Regions from separate parts of the Homo sapiens genome. Here region 1 is linked to region 2. Evidence: chromatin loops called from intact Hi-C (ENCODE). Cell type or tissue: heart right ventricle. All regions are shown on one strand. Region 1 overlaps SHB (SH2 domain containing adaptor protein B). Region 2 overlaps SHB (SH2 domain containing adaptor protein B).

The links. Peaks named below come from ENCODE experiments on the same cell type or tissue, not always from the same donor. Only the 100,000 strongest peaks of a DNase experiment are listed, where the experiment ranks them.
Region 1: it touches region 2 in a loop (3.0-fold over the local background); 5 of 110 quality-filtered maps call a loop at or near these places.

Annotation. Positions count from the first base shown.
Region 1 is chr9:38,027,903-38,035,902 of GRCh38, forward strand. The region is part of intron 1 of SHB (SH2 domain containing adaptor protein B); the gene reads right to left. Among named protein-coding and RNA genes, the nearest start is that of SHB, 37 kb to the right of the region's middle. RefSeq lists enhancers at 1-182, 2,240-2,739, 4,170-4,671 and a silencer at 894-1,063. In heart right ventricle, no CTCF peak of the experiment used is centred here; no DNase peak of the experiment used is centred here; H3K27ac peaks cover 548 bases.
Region 2 is chr9:37,914,349-37,922,348 of GRCh38, forward strand. SHB (SH2 domain containing adaptor protein B) reads right to left here. Exons shown (of 6, transcript NM_003028.3): 6 at 1,550-5,656. The coding sequence ends at 5,473. Among named protein-coding and RNA genes, the nearest start is that of SLC25A51, 14 kb to the left of the region's middle. In heart right ventricle, no CTCF peak of the experiment used is centred here; no DNase peak of the experiment used is centred here; H3K4me3 peaks cover 629 bases; H3K27ac peaks cover 3,467 bases.

The DNA of each region.
Region 1 (8,000 bases), 110 kb after region 2:
GAGAGGGATGGAGCTGAGCCAAGAGGTCTCTTCTGGTGCGTTTACCCAGCTGAAGCAATGGTACTGTGCGGGGCTCCCATCTGCTTGGCTCCTACCCCGGATCTCACACCCCATCTCCCACCTAGGGTTTGAAGCAGATAATGGCTTTGCAAATGCATTGGAGACTGCGCAGAATCACAGGAGTCCCCAGAAGCCACCCTCCCTAGTGCAGGCTGCCTCCCCTCCCAAAGCCCAAGTATCATTTTCTCCTGGTCTAGGGCCCTGTCCCAGAGACTAAGCAGGCACCTCCCCGAGGAAGCACATGGACAAAACCAAATGGGGACCCTATGGGCCTCTTTAGATCCTGCAACATCAATCAGCCTGGCAGCTTCAAGGAGGGCCCAGAGCTGTTGTGCCAATAATGGACGGGCTCATGCACCCTGTGATACCTATGAAGGCCTCAGGGGCAAGTCCATGTGGGCCAGGCCATAGTCCCTCACGACTGGCTAGTGGTAAATCAGAACACCACGGTGTGCCCATTTCATCACCCTGCAGCTGGGGTGCTGGAAACCCAGGCTTGCTCACAACCCCACACACAGAGAAGCAAGCCACCCTCAGTGATACCCTTCCTGACTGCCTCTAAAACCAATCTCCTCCTTTGTGCAAACAAATATGGCTCAGGCCACACCAGAATTGCGAAGAGGAACTCCAGCCAGAAGGCCTGTGGCACCTCTAACCCGGCAAGGCCAGCTCCAGCGCAGGCTGAGTTAGCTGAGGAGACATACTAACAGCCAGTGAAAGAAGTTAAGGAGTCTATTTATTCATTAAAACAAAATCCTTTCTGGCATCTCAGCAATTGACAAAATCAGGTCTCAAAACAGTACTTATAAAAGGATTCCATTTTTCTAAAATATAACATCAAAGAAATGTGTTTATATCCATAGAAAAAGGACCAGAAAGAAATGAAATACAGCACACAGATGCATGCTCTCTGCCTCCCTGGTCACCTGCCATTCCACGGGGTGGTAGGGTGAGGGTGAGGGGGCACCTTGCCTGCTGCTCCTCTGTGATCAAGCCCTCCAGGGCCAGGGCATGGACAAGTGGATACAGGACCACCGAGCTTCCCAGGCCCAGGGAACCCTCCTTGCTCCTGGAGCTTTCCCTTCATGGCCCTGGACCCCTTACTGCATCCTAGCCAGAAGCCTATTTGTAAACATGTAAATGATTCTAGTCCACCACAGCCTTTGCCTTGAAATCTCCACCAGGCCCAAAGCTTTCAACACCAAGTGGTCCAATCAACTCTGCCCAGCCCCAGCCTGGCATAAAGGGGTGTGAGTAAATGCTGGGGGAGTCAATGAGCAAATTAATCTACAGAGGGTCTATGGGGCCATTTCTCTCCAGGGCAAAGCCAGAAGTCCTACCAATAAGGGACAATTCATACAACAGTATAGACAAGCAAGGTTTTACTCAAGTGCTTGCCCATTTTCTGGCTGCATGACTTTGGGCAACTTACATGACATACTTGATCTCTCTGTGCTTCCATTTCCTCATTTATAAAATGAGAATAATACCAAGACCTACCCTCATGGGGTTGCTATGAGATTTTTTTTTTTAATTTGTTTATTTTTTAGATGGAATCTCGCTCTGTTGCCCAGGGTGAAGTGCAATGGCGTGATCTAGGCTCACTGCAACCTCCATCCCCTGGTTCAAGCAATTCTCTCACCTCTGCCTCCCGAGTAGCTGGGATTACAGGCACACGCCACCACGTCCAGCTAATCTTTGTATTTTTAGTACAGACAGGGTTTCACCATGTTGGCCAGGCTGCTCTCGAACTCCTGACCTCAAGTGATACGCCTGCCTCAGCCTCCAAAAGTGCTGGGATTACAGGTGTGAGCCACCACACCCGGCCTGCTATGAGATTTAAATGAGTTAGTATTTGTCAAATGCTTAGACCAATATGCATGGTAAGCACTGCTGAAGTATTTGATAAATAAGTAAATGTGTACACATTTGCACAGCATCTGCCCCTGCACCTAGATGTACACGTGCATGCGTGTACACAAGCAAGTATGCCCACACTCCCATATGCTTCAGCACAACAGCATGCATTGCAACTGGTTTTCTCCACATCACTGCGAGATGGATGTGGGTGTACTCTCACAGCCAGTGGGGAAAGGGAGAAGGGCTGCAGTCTGCCCTAAACCACAAAGTCCAGTGAGGGCATGACCAGCAGCTGTGGCCAATGGAACCAGCTATCTGGCTGGACCCAGCTATCACACCAGCTGCTGCTCCCAGTCAGAGAGCAACTGCCCACCCAACCAAGCCCACACAGGTCTGGCCTGGGGCAGGGGACCCCAGATCCATTAGTCCTGGACCATGTACAACTTCCCCCCTCAGAGATGTTGAGCCCCCAGAGCGCACACTCTGTAGACGACACAGCAAAATGAGCCCAGATAAACACCACCTGCCCACCTCTTTCCTCCAGGTATATAAGAGGCCTCACTGCTGCGATTCCTCCCACTTGCTGCTTTCTCTAACCTCAAGCTTCCTCACAAAGGGCTGCAGAGAGCAGAGGAAATGCTCTAAGTCAGGCATAACGGGGATTTTAAGAGGCCGGGCCCAATGCACTTTATTTCTGGGGTTAAGAACATTAGGTTCTTATTTTTAAATGCCAGTATATCAGGGACTGATGTTTATAGTTTCCAGGGCTAGCTTCACAGGTGAGTGGCCTGTGCAGTCGCAAAAGGCCCCTGCACTTGGTTTAACAGCCTGCCATCACCATTTGGAAATTCTTAATAATTTTTAAATGAGGGGCCTCACATTCTTATTTTTTGTGGGATGGGCCCTGCAAATTATGTAGCTGATCGTGATGACCCCTCCCCAAACACCAACATCCAGAAGTTTCCATGGGGAGCTTGAGGCCCAGACTGTAATCCCCTCCTCTTGCCAGCAGGGCACCATTAGCTAAGTCATTCTATCAGCTCCTCAATTTCCCCATCTGTAGAATGGGTAGAGTGGGTTGTTAGGGCCAGAATCCTGGATTTCATGGACTACTATACAAAAAAATTATACAAAAAAAAAAGGGGGGAAAGACAAGATCACGCACACTAAAAGAACCCAACCGCCATCTGTCTTCACCCACATTTTATGAAGGAAAGGGCTGGGCATGGTGGCTCATGCCTTTAACCCCAGCACTTTGGGAAGCCAAGGTGGGAGCATCACGAGGTCAGGAGATAGAGACCATCATGGCCAACCATGGTGAAACCCCGTCTCTACTAAAAATACAAAAATTAGCTGGGCGTGGTGGTGTGTGCTTGTAATCCCAGCTACTTGGGAGACTGAGGCAGGAGAATCGCTTGAACCCGGGAGGCAGAGGTTGCAGTGAGCCGAGATCTCGCCACTGCACTCTAGCCTGGTGACAGAGCGAGAGACTATGTCTCAAAAAACAAAACAAAACAAAATCAAACGAAAAAAGATAAAGACAATAACAATTTAACAGTAAAAAGGTAAAAAGGAAATTGAGAATAAAGCATAGTCCTTTAAGGTGAGTAAGTTTAGCTTCATAAGAAACCCCTAACCGTCCATTTTTCTAATTTCATTGGAGATCACCATGCTTTCTAGGGAAGCATTACCCCAGGTGAGTGTTTCAGTCCTTTTAGTATTACTTTAGAAACCAAGCCTTCCTATGATGTCAATGGTCTGGTGTGCATGTTATTGCTTAAGAGCACTGACTTTTCCAGACCCTCTTCCCACCCTGTGTCCCTTCCGCTTTAAGGGGACATCTGAGACCATCACGGGAGCTGGTTTCCATGAAACACCAACACAGCACTTGACAACGGCTGTATGAATCGGGCCCAGAATGGCCCTTATTTATTAATGCACATTGTAAAATCTCCTTCCAAATGCAAAGTCATAAATCACCTGCCACTGGAAACATTCTATCCTGAAAGGGAGGCAAAGGTATCTTGAACTGAATCCCAGACTTACCCATTTCAAAAGAGCAAACTTTGATCCACTGCTGATGAGTAAATCAAGGGGAGGCAGGCCCCTTGCTGATAACTTGGCTATCACAAGACACCTCAACCTACCACCCAGCTTTCTCTCTTCACCCACTTCTCTGTGAAGACCTGGGACCGGGCAGGACTCATGGGGGCTGAGTCCCAGAGCCTGGGATCCTCCAGTGCCAGGGCCCGAGAACCTCGGACCAGACCCTCCAAGCGCCTGAGTGTTCTAGAGGACTAGAACAGGCAGGAGGCTAAGGGACGATGCTTACAGAGGGGGCACCGCCTAGAGAGCACCTTCTCTACAAGCCAGGCTCTTGGCTCTGTGCTTTCACGTACATCATCGTATTTCATCCTTCCTAATCACCTCATTTTCAGATGAGAAAACCGAAGCTCAGAAATGTCTAGGAACCCTGCCAAGGCCTCAGAGCACAGAAGGCTACGCAGGTTTCAACCCAGGCCAGCGTCACCCCAAAGCTCTGGCTCTCCTGGGCTACCTACAGCCTGTTGTATGAGTTTCTAAGTCCAGGCTCCTTCTGGGCAACAGGAAGAGATCTCTGAAGGGAAGTTTGACAGGAAGAAGCAGCAGCTTTGCCAGCTTGGCTCAGTTGCGCCAACCGTGAGCAAAGGCCACCTGACAACTCCCTTAAGTCAGCTGAGTGCTGGAAGTCTCCCTTCCCCTTCCTCAGCTGCCCTGTGACTCCGGCACACCTGCAACCTGCCCTGCCCGGGCCACACCTGGGGAAGCAGTGCTTCCGCCTGCAGCCTTTGAAGCCTGGCTTCCAGCTCTCCTCTCCCTCCACCCTGTACCAGCCGTATCCCTCCTGCCTGGGGGATCCTACTTCCCCACATACCAAAGCCAGTGCAGCGTGGCACAGTCCTTGTCTTCAAGTTACACAGAATGAGCACCAGCGTTGTTTTGAAGTTGTCCCCATGGAGAGGCCCCGGACCCCAACACCAAACCTCTGCACATGGAAGCATACCCGTGCCAGGCAGAGGAGGGAATGACAGCCAGAAGGAAAACCTGCTTCTCTAGAAAGAGTGAGCCCTGGTACTGGGCCCAGTATGCACTAAGTACTAAGTGCTAAAATATGCTGGCTGTTGTTATTTTCAAACATGACTGTAAAGAAAACCTGATTTTTCTCATCAGAACCAGCAAGAAAATGGAATTTTATGGTAGAAGTGGTTCCATTTTCATCTGGTTAGGGTGAGACCAGCTGAATTAGAAAACCAAGCATCCACAATGCAGTGAGGACTGGACGATCTAAGGAGATGAGGCGGCCCTCAGGGTCAGCATGGTTAGCCTGCAATCACCCTCAAAGCAGGTGCTGGCTCCAATGGGGCATCTGGGAATAATTTAAAGCCTATGCTTTCCTAAGATAAAAGTGAGCACCCCATCACCTCTATGGGTGCCCCATGATCATGCCCATTTATCAGGGATAACACCAGTGACTGGGGCCAGCCAATTCGGGGAGGGGGCCCTTCCAACCCACAGATCCCAGAAAAATGTACTCCTTGGAGACATTTAAACCAATACCCCAGCTGGTGCGGTGGCTCATGCTGGTAGAATTTGGGAAGATCACTTGAGCCCGCGAGTTCGAGACCAGCCTGGACAATATAGGGAGACCCTGCCTCCACAAAAAATAAAAATTAAAATTAATCCAATGCCCTAGTTGACCAATCATTTCGGAAGGGCTTGGAGAGGGTCCACCTGAGTGGTCTCGTTACACTCCCCCTCCCCATATTTTTGTTATGCCCATCCTCTGATCAGTGGGCAACAGGATAAAACAGGTGGTCCCGAGTTTCCCATCTATCCTGGGTCCCACAACTAGAGCTGTTGCAGCCCCAGCCTCTCCATAACTCTCAGTCTTATGGACTGGCTCACGCAGGCCTGCTTGGTGAGTAAGGCAGGAAAGGCCCTCAAAGCTGTCCACAGCCTTTCCTACCCAGGAAAAAACTGCTGTAAAATCCTGACACCCCCCCAGCACCACCTCCTGGATTTAAGAAGGGGGAGGTGGCTTGGGTTTTAAAAAGAAAATTGGATTCCCATTCATGAATTACCCACACCGAGGGCACTTAACAGGTGAAACGGGTTCTGCCATTGATGAATGAGCTCGGGTAATAACGGGGCTCACCCTTCGCCATTAAAAATATTAACCTCATTCCTGGCCCAGCGATGTCATAAACCCAGGGCCCCTGAAGCTCTCTCTCATGGCCACACTTCCCATCTGCCTGGTGAGGGAGTTCAATGTGCACCTCTCACCCTGCGGGCAAGCCCTTTGGGAAGTGTACTAACGCCCCTCATAAAACCAACTGCAGGTAGACAGGAGGAAGAAATAATGTAATAACTTGCCACCTGTATGCAAGAATTCAGAGGCCTCCACTGCCTGGGACCTTTACTAAAGTGATGCAGTGCTCATGTGGTCTAACACAGCTTCCCACAGCCAACCTGACCACAGGCTGCAAGGACAGTGATAATGATGTTATGATCCACCATGAGAGAGGAGACTGTCTCCCTCTACTCTGTACAACCAAAGGACCAATGGAGAATCACGTCCAGCTCTTTGGGAGGTCCCCTGTGGCAGGGAGCTCACTACCTCCCCAAATACTCTGTTATACTTTGAATAGCTCTGTCTGATCATTCTTCCTGAAATTGAGTTGAAATCTTTTTGAGAACTTCTACTGGTTGGTTCTCATTCTGTCCTCTGATCCCACAGAACACGCCTGCATCCTGTGCCAGGGGTTGACCACTGTCTTGCATGCCCCCAACAGATACCCCTGAATCTTCTCTAGTACTTCATGTTTTTGGTTTGTTCATTTGTTTGTTTTATTGAGACGCAGTCTCGCTCTGCCACCCAGGCTGGAGTGCAGTGGTGCGATCTCAGCTCACTGCAACCTCTGCCTCCCGGGTTCAAGTGATTCTCCTGCCTCAGCCTCCAGAGTAGCTGGGATTACAGGTGTGCACCACCATGCCTGGCTATTTTTTGTATTTTTAGCAGAGATGGTGTTTCACCATGTTGGTCAGGCTGGTCTAGAACTCCTGGCCTCAGGTGATCTGCCCACCTCGGCCTCCCAAAGTGCTGGGATTACAGGCATGAGCCACCCCATCCGGCCTGGGCCTTGTACTTTAATTAAGGAGCGGTCACCAGGATGATAAAGAGCCCAGACTCTCCCCCACGTCTCATGGGCATAATTGAAGGGACCGAGGGGTATCTACTAGAGAAGATTCAGGGGTATCTGTTGGGGGCATGCAAGACAGTGGTCAACCCCTGGCACAGGATGCAGGCGTGTTCTGTGGGATCAGAGAACAGAATGAGAACCAACCAGTAGAAGTTCTCAAAAAGATTTCAACTCAATTTCAGGAAGAATGATCAGACAGAGCTATTCAAAGTATAACAGAGTATTTGGGGAGGTAGTGAGCTCCCTGTCACAGGGGACCTCCAAGCAGAAGCGGGTTGAGCACTTGGCAAGGAGGACCTAGACTGAGATCCTTTGCCACTAGAAACTCTATAGTCCTCCTGAGATTTTTATGGTACCCTGAAGCATAGGACTGGGGATAGGGGAGCCAGTGTTGAAGGGGTTGCTCCAACCTTATAAAACTGCATCCCTCCCTCTCACTTTCACAGGCTGCTCAGTGAGAGAGGTTCTCCACCTCTTTCCCCAGTGGCATGTGAAAGGTTGGGTGCCATGGGAGAAGCACAGAATCACATCCTGAAGTTCAGCAATGCCCACGGTGGGGTAGGTCTTGGGGACAGAAGGACAAAGCTCAGTCAGTGTCTACCTTCCATGAGTGGATAATCTAGGGAGAGGTCAGCAACCCTCTCCTGTAAATTACCATATAGAAAATATTTTAGGTTCCTGAGGGTCATACAGTACTCCTGGTTTAGTCCAGTGATTCTCAACATAGCTGCACATCAGAAAAACTCCTGGGGAGCTTTTACAATGCACCATGCCTAAGTTTGGCCCCCAGAAATTCTGATTTAAGTGGCCCAAGGTGGGGCCTGGGATTAGTATTTCTAA
Region 2 (8,000 bases):
GCACTGGCATTGCCTGTGGCCCCTTGGTCCTGACCAAGCTCAGGAATGTTTTCTGTCACCAGGACCCTGTGCCAGGGCTTTGCCCTCCCCGAGCACAGGCGTTCCCCGGGTGTGTGTGTGTGCACGTGCATGTGTATGCTGGGGCATGGGGGTGTTGGTGTCAATGCTCTGAGGGAGCCTGACAGTTGGAGGTGTGGATTCTGGGACACTGGGATGTATCGGGGAGGTGGGGGAGAGGGGAAGAGGTGAACCAAAGCCCTGGAGTCCTGGAGAGTCGGGGAGGAAGGGGGCCAGCTGGGGAGACAGACAGCCACATTCTTGAAAAGGAGAAGGGAGGGAGGAGTGGCAACTAAGTTCCTGCGGAGGCGGGGGCGGGGGTTGGGGGGGTCGAGGAATCACTCCAGAGCAGGCCCCCAACATGCTGGGGAATGCTGTGCCCCTTCAGGTGTAGGTGAGGAGGGGCTTGGGCGCAGACCTTCCAGGTGGACCTGGGCTGCCTAATGCTGTCATCATGGCGATGGTGGCAGGCAAACAATGGCAGATTTTGTGCCAAGACTCGTGTCCTGCCCTTCTCTCCTTAAGAATTCAGCTCCTCTAGGAAACAGGTGGCCAGCATCTCCCCATCTTTGGGGAGACCCTCCCTGCCCTGCCCTGTTCATTTGCCTCTGCGGAATGAGGCCTCTGGAGTCCCAGGAGTCTGGCCACCTCCCACCAGGGCAGGCTGCACCACATTAGGCTCTGATGGACTCACCCTGATGATTCTACCACCTGTTATCTCTGCATAGACCATCCAGCCCGCCAGGATCTCTGCTGAACTCCTACCATCCCCCAAGGCCCAACTTTCCCTGACCGCTGCAAGCAGATTCAATTCCCTCTCATCTGGGATCCCACAGCTCCTTGGGTTGTTTTTACACACTGGAAACTTCTTGAGGGCAGGGGCTGAGTCCCATTCACCACTGTATCCACCAGACCTGAGGACCAGTAGGTACTCACTGAATGTCTGCTGAACGAATTCATTTATTTCCATTGAGCTCATTAGGCCTCTCTCTTCCTCATAATTAGGAAGCAGAAAGGTTGCTTTTTCCTTTAACAATCCACCTTTGGAAGCTGATGGCAAGAGCTCAGCTTTTGCAAGCAGAAGGCAGTCCAGCTAGATTCCTGGGGCACATGACTGCATTAAAAAACAAACAAACAAAAATCATGCATGCTCAAGGAGGTGCATTTAAAGGAGACACTGTGTGGCCAGGCACCCGCCAGTAATCCCAGGACTTTGGGAGGCCAAGGTGGGAGGATCCCTTAAGCCCAGGAGTGAGACCAGTAGCCTGGCCAACATGGCAAAACCCCATCTCTACTAAAAATGGAAAAATTAGCTGGGCATGGTGGTGCATGTCTGTAGTCTCCGCTATGTGGGAGGCTCAGGTAGGAGGATCACCAGAGCCTGGGAGGCAAAGGCTGCAGTGAGTGGAGACTGTGCCACTGCACCCCAGGCTGGGTAACAGAGAAAGACCCTGTCTCAAAAAAAAAAGAAAGAAAAAAAAAAGACAAATGGTAAACAAGACACTTGTAGTATATTAAGAGCTTCACATTAAATATTCATCATTATACAGTGTGTCACATAGATTTGGAATGTTACAAGAGACTTCAGCAGTAGGTGGCTGGTTTAAGGCTCCTGGCAGGGATGCAAACAGCCCCAAGGAGGGAGGTGGAAAGGCCAAGGGGCACCTGTGTTCCAGGACCAAGGGGCTTGCCCTCCTGCAAGCGCGCCTGTGAACAAGTCCCCGTGGGGTTCTGGGAGGTGCGCCCACATCTAAGACTGTGCGCCCTGCACTCCCTCTGGATGGCTTGCCGAATTTGGTCTTCGCTGATCACCAATTCTGGAAGGGTGGAGAGACAGTTGGCTGGACAGCTGCCTGATTCGGCCATGACCCTTCACGGGTGTCTGTGGGCCAACACCAAACGCCAGCCTGCTCTGCTGGCAGGGCTTCTACCTGCACAGTCCCTAGGGCTGCAAGAGCAAATGGGGACCCTGGCTGCCGGTCCTTGCCAGGCCCTTGGTCAATGATATCACCACTTCTGAGACAGCGTCTGGGGAGCTACCGGAACTTCGTGTTCAGCATCTTACAAAGGGGGCCGCTGGTTCTGGGAATGGGCAGAGGGAGCCTGCAGCTCCACCCTGTTGACCGGACGCCTTGCGGGTAGCTGCTTCAGGTTTCCCTCCTGCTCACTCTCAGGCCACAGAGGGGCCCCGGCCCACAGCCGCCCTGTGAGGACAGGGCCTGCCTCCTGAAGCCTCGGAGTCTTTGCACCCCTTTCCTGGGAACAGCTACGCTGTGAGCCTCTCTCCAGGAGAGGGTGTCAGCCTGGGCCATTCTTCTGACTTCAGGACGGGACTGGCAGGCGGTGGGGCCCTCTTCCCCTACAAAGCCTCCTTTCTTTCTGTGGGCGCCATCCTGTTTGGGGGGCTGCCAGAAGGGCCCTTGACTCCTCAGCGCTCAAGGACAGAGTTGCTCAAGTGGGCAGGCATTATGGTCAATAATAAAGCCAGCAAAGAAGGGAGACACAGAAACAGCCGCTAGTGCTGGAGGTTCTCAGACAAAATGCCGAGGGCGCGACGTTGTGTGGCAGGAGCTTTTCTTTTCTCTCAAAGAAATCCAGCTCAATTTTTTCCCCAATTAATTGGCAGCAGATGAAAAAAAAAAAAAACAAACCCAAAACAAAAACCAAACCAAAGCCAGTAACCTGAATGTGAGTGTTTCTGAAAGGGAAAAGCTGTTTCAATTGTTAGATGTCCAAGAAAACATGAATACAGGCTGACACAGGAAACGGTCACAATTAGAGGAAGAAGAGGGAGAGGTTCATAAAATTAAGGGAAAAAAATTCTTTTCAGCAGCTCCCATCCTGTAAGCTGGCTCCTCTGCTGGCCTCTGTCCCTGAGAGGGGCAGGAGGTTGGGCCTCCCAGGGAAACTTCAGGAAGACGAAGGCCAGGGACAGAGGGAGGGTCCCAGGAATACCCTAAGAGGCCAAGTCAGGGCCAGAGGGCACAGCTGCCAGCTTCCACTGAGACCCTCCCAGAGCCTTTTCTGAGGAGCAATGTGCCCGGGAAGATGGTCTACAGGGAAGGACCGTGAGGTGCGGCCCCACCCAGCAGCCTCAGGAAGTGGCTGGACCTGAACTTGCCAGTGTGAGGTCTCACCCTCCTCCCCCGCCGGAGGGTTGTTCCCCCTCTTCCTCAGCCTCTCTTGGGCCTCCTCTGAGAATAAGCCTTGGGGTCCAGGCTCCTCTGTTTGGCCAAGTGCCAACTCCTCACTCATCTTGTCATTTCCCACCTACCTTCCCACTCCCCCAAAGGAAAGCACGAATCGTTCCAGGGTGTCCCTGCCTTCCTCCCTCATTGAGGGATGTTTTAGGAAATGCCAAACAGGCAAGGAAAGGATTGGCTTCTTTAAGAGATTAAACCCAGGCCACAGCCAGCGTGGTCTCTATGAGGGCTGGGCCACGTGGACGTGCCAGACAAGGCCTGGGAGGAAGACCCAAGAGGCAGACTGGTCACTAAAGGCGGGTCACCAAGGGCAGGGCTTTGCACAAACCGCTGAAGTCCACGCAGCTACCTAAAGGGGCAGGGCTCAGTCCCAGCTCGACACGTGGCCTTGGCGAGTCCTCCTTCTCCGGGCCTGTGTCTCTGCATGTGAACAGTGAGCTGGAACCACCTCCAAACAGTCTCTAAAGACATGAGCAGCGCTGATGTCTGAACCTGCTGATGACATTCAAACTCGGCCCCTTGTGCTCTGCCCAGGTGGGCCAGGGATGACAGTCGTCAAACTTCTAGTTCATTCAGACCAGCTGGTGCCTGGCGAAGGCTCTGGAACCCTTGTATCTCATTCAGGAGAGGGCAGCCACATCTTCATGCTACTGGGTGGGTGGAAAAAGCAGGAGAGCTGAGAAACTCTTAGCCTCATCGGGGCTGCCTGGCCTGTGTGGGAGGACCCTGCTATGGCAAGCAAGAGAGAGGTCGCGTGTGCGTGTGCGTGTGTAGGTGTTCTTGTGTGTGGAAGCAGTGTGGACCACTGAGGGCTGTGTGTGTGTGTGTGTGTGTGTGTAGGTGTTCTTGTGTGTGGAAGCAGTGTGGACCACTGAGGGCTGTGTGTGTGTGTGTGTGTGTGTGTGTAGGTGTTCTTGTGTGTGGAAGCAGTGTGGACCACTGAGGGCTCTATGTCCCTGGGAGGTCAGGATTCTCCCTCCTCCATGGGCAGGGTGACAGCAAGGCCATGCAGAACCAACGAAAGAGCATTGGCTGCAGAACCGCTCTGCTGCTGGTGAGCTGTGTGGCTTTGGGCAAATGACGTTCCTTCTCTGTCTCCCTTTCCCTACATGCCAAATACCTCCCAGGTGGTGCTAACAGATAGTGGGGAGAGAGCCCTTTGTAGCCAGCTGGGTGCTGTGTCCAGGGGTTGGGGGGGTGTCAACACAGACGTCCCACTGCAGGAGGGAAAGACTGGTTTTTTGGTCAACACTGGAGGCTCCTGACTATGTCCACTGCTGAAGCCTGAACTCTGAGCTCTGGGTTGACTCCCAGAGTGCTACCGACTGCCTCAGCCCAGTTGTCAGAGCAGACGGCTCTTGTGTCCAGAGCTGCTGAGGGCTGGAGCTGAGGCCTCGGCCTCCCTCCCCTCCCTGGGGCCTGCCACAGCAGCAAGCCCAGAGGAGACACGCCTTGCTCTGGGAGTGAAACCAGAACTGCCCCCTCAGAGACCCTCTGCAGTATATCAAAAAAGGATAAGGCTATATATTAAATGACTATTTTATTTACACACCCTATTCATAAATAATTGAATCCTCTTTTTGACTGCACAATGATTCCTTGAAGATAGCCTAATGATTACACTGAGTGACTACAAGTAGATCAGTGGGCTTACCCATCTGTGTGTGACCACCTTCTCACATCTGTACTCACACACACACTCACACAGACACACATATACACACCAGCGGGGCGGGAACCCCGGGGCCTCCGGGACTCTCAAAGCACCAGCATTTGGCTCCCAGCATCAGTAGGGGGGCTCCTGTGGGAAAACTTTGCCCTGTACAGAGGTGTGAATTTGAGACAGCTGGAGAACAAAGAGATGTCAGCCAGGGAGCTCCCGCCCCACCCTACCCCGCCCCTCGGAGCTGGTCTGCCTTTGTTCATCCTGGAAGGCATCTCTTTGGATTTGCAAATATTTTAATTCACAGAAACTCAAGGAGAGGGTGGGGGTGGGGGCTGGGGTGGTGTGTTGCCGCCCTTCTGTCTTTATCCAGGCCTTCTCCAGCCCCCGTAAGTGGCAACAGCATTCTAGAGACATGCAGTGGTGTGCTAGTACCATACACACAACACAAACGACACAGCCAGCAACAGTGGCTGGGCTGGTTGGTGGGGGGCCTCTGGCACCTCCAAGTCTCAGGCTCTGTCACAGAGCAGGGCAGGTCTGGTCCGCTCACAGGGTCCTCACAGCCACGGGATAGAGGAGGGACAAGTGCTCAGCCCCTTTGATGGGTAGCTTTCTGGTGGTGTAGTAGTGGATGACTTCCGGGACACTGTCGAACGGAGGGCTGTTCTGACCCAGAACGTATTTCTCTTTGGTTTTGGCCAGTTTCATGTGCATAAAACCCTGGTTGCTCCTGTGAACAAAACACAGAGTTATCAGAACTACCCCCCTGACACTCAGGCTGAGGCCAAGGGTCTCCTCAGCTGTCTGGGACAGAAGGGATCCCAGCCATGAAGTGGCTGTGAGCTGCACCTCTCCAAGCCAGGACCGAGGCCCAGGACCAGATGAAATGCAGCTGCACCCAAGCGCACCCCCAATTCCGGCATCTGACCCGGAACCAGCAGCAGCCGCCACTGCTACAAGAGAGCATTCCAACACTGAGCGCTTCTAGGGACTTCTTCAGAAAAACAAAACAAAACAAAACAAAACAAAACAAAACAAAACAAAACAAAACAAAACAAAACTTAGTCCCTCTTTTCTATTACCAGTGCATATCCCTGTTTAAGCCTTGCCTGACAGGTGCAAAGTGTGTTCATGTCCCCAATGCCATGACAAGTGGGTAGGGCAGGGGTCATCACCCCCAGTTTCCAGAGGAGGAAACTGTGTGGCAGGGATGGCAAGTGATCTGTCCTTCCCTTTCAGTAGTAGGAAACTGTCACTGGGAAGGGGCCACCCAGCCAGGGACTACATTTCCCAGCCTCCCTTGCAGGCAGTTAGCCATGTGACTTGGCTTAGCCACTGGAAGGTGGGCAGAAAGTCTGTACTACCTGCCCTTCTTTATAAACCCTGTCTCCTGCAAGGTCCAGCCTGTGTTGCCTCTGCTGGGTGGTTTTCCAGGCTCCCACAGGCAGAGCTCCTTCCTTCATCTGGTGGCACTGAGGACACGCATGCCTTCCTGAACTGTAGGTACTTAGCCACCATCCCGGCTCCTCTGAGCATGCCATGGAGCAGGGCCCAGTCTATGTCCACCATGCTTGGCTTCAGACCTGCTTGGGAGGAGCCACCTGAAGTCTGCTCAAGGAAAAGCAGTGGGTGGGTTTCTCAGAGATCAGAGCACACAGCCCTTGCAGCCTGCCTGCATCAGCTCACGAGGGCCAAAGCCACAGTCCTCCCACCAGCATTTGCCTAGCCCCAGCAGACCTCTCCCAGCTCTCACCAGGGCTGCAGCCACACTGGATCCCTCACCCCTCCACCAGCCTGTCCTCTGCCTGCCCACTCAGTTCCACGCCTTTTATGATTCTACTGTGATTCTGCCACCAGACGTGTGGATGCTTTAGATTTTCCAAAGCACAGTCCACTTTATCGGGTGTCTGTCCCTTAGGTAGAAAGCTGGAGCTTCTGACAAATCACCTGCCCCCATCTCCACGGCCTCCAGCAGACTCCCCCAACCTGAGCTCCAAGCAGACTTGAAGGTTTGCAGCCTTTCCGCTCCAGCTCCGCCCCTAGCCGCTGTCGCTCCCACAGGGGCTCTCAGGGCTTGAACACATCTCTTCCAGTCAGGACTGGGCTTCCCAAGCTTACAAGTGCCCACTCTATTAACACCTTAATTTGGGCTCCAGGACCATTTTTAAATGGGCAGAACAAATGCTTAATGAAGTGCGAGCACTAAGCAATATGTCTGCTCATAATAATGTATTTAGAGATGTCACCCTTAGCTTAAAGGAAATCGTTGGGAGAGCCAATTACATTTCAAGAGAGACTAATTCCTGTAAAGAACTGGAATTTAAATCAAGATTTTTTTTAAGGCTGGCAATGTTCTAATTACAGAGCCTGTGGCAAGTTCTGCTCCTCAGTGAAGGGTCATTTCATCGGAGAATTGCCTAGACACGTCTGAGAAGCAGGCGGCGCACTCGCTTAGGCTGCAGAAAGGAAACGGCATGTGTGTTACAAGAAGAATGTAAAACTCCATTCCAGCAAAGACTCACCTACCCACCACGCCGAAGAGACCACAGATCTGTGCCAGTTTGGAAAGGGCTGTGATTGCTTAAGTAATGCGCTGAAACTGTGTGGCTGAGAAAACAGCAGAAGAGTTAAAAAGCTGAGCTCTCAGAGCCACATGCCCAGCTTTGCCTGGAGAAGGGGTGTGGAAGGGCGAGAGAGCAGGGCTGGTAAGGAGGGGCTGCAGGTGCCAGGGACACTCAGCAGGGAGGAGGGTATGACCCTGGGCACATCATTCCCCTCTGCGTGCATGCACTGAGTGGCCTTACGTTTTTGGGGTGCTGGACCAGCAGGCTTTGTGATTCTCACAGATCTATACCTGGGGGACAGAGTGGAGGAGGTGTCAGGCAGAGGGTCACAGCCGCTGGCGGGAACTGAGTCTGCCAGTGTGCAGGTATGAAGCTGCAGGGGAACAAGCCAGTTTCATTTTCAAGGTTAGGAGAGTAACTCACATGGGTGAAGGCAACATTTCATATGAATTTGTTCTACGGCATCTGGCAAGGGAAGTGGACAGTGATAGCAGCAATGGCTCTGACAGA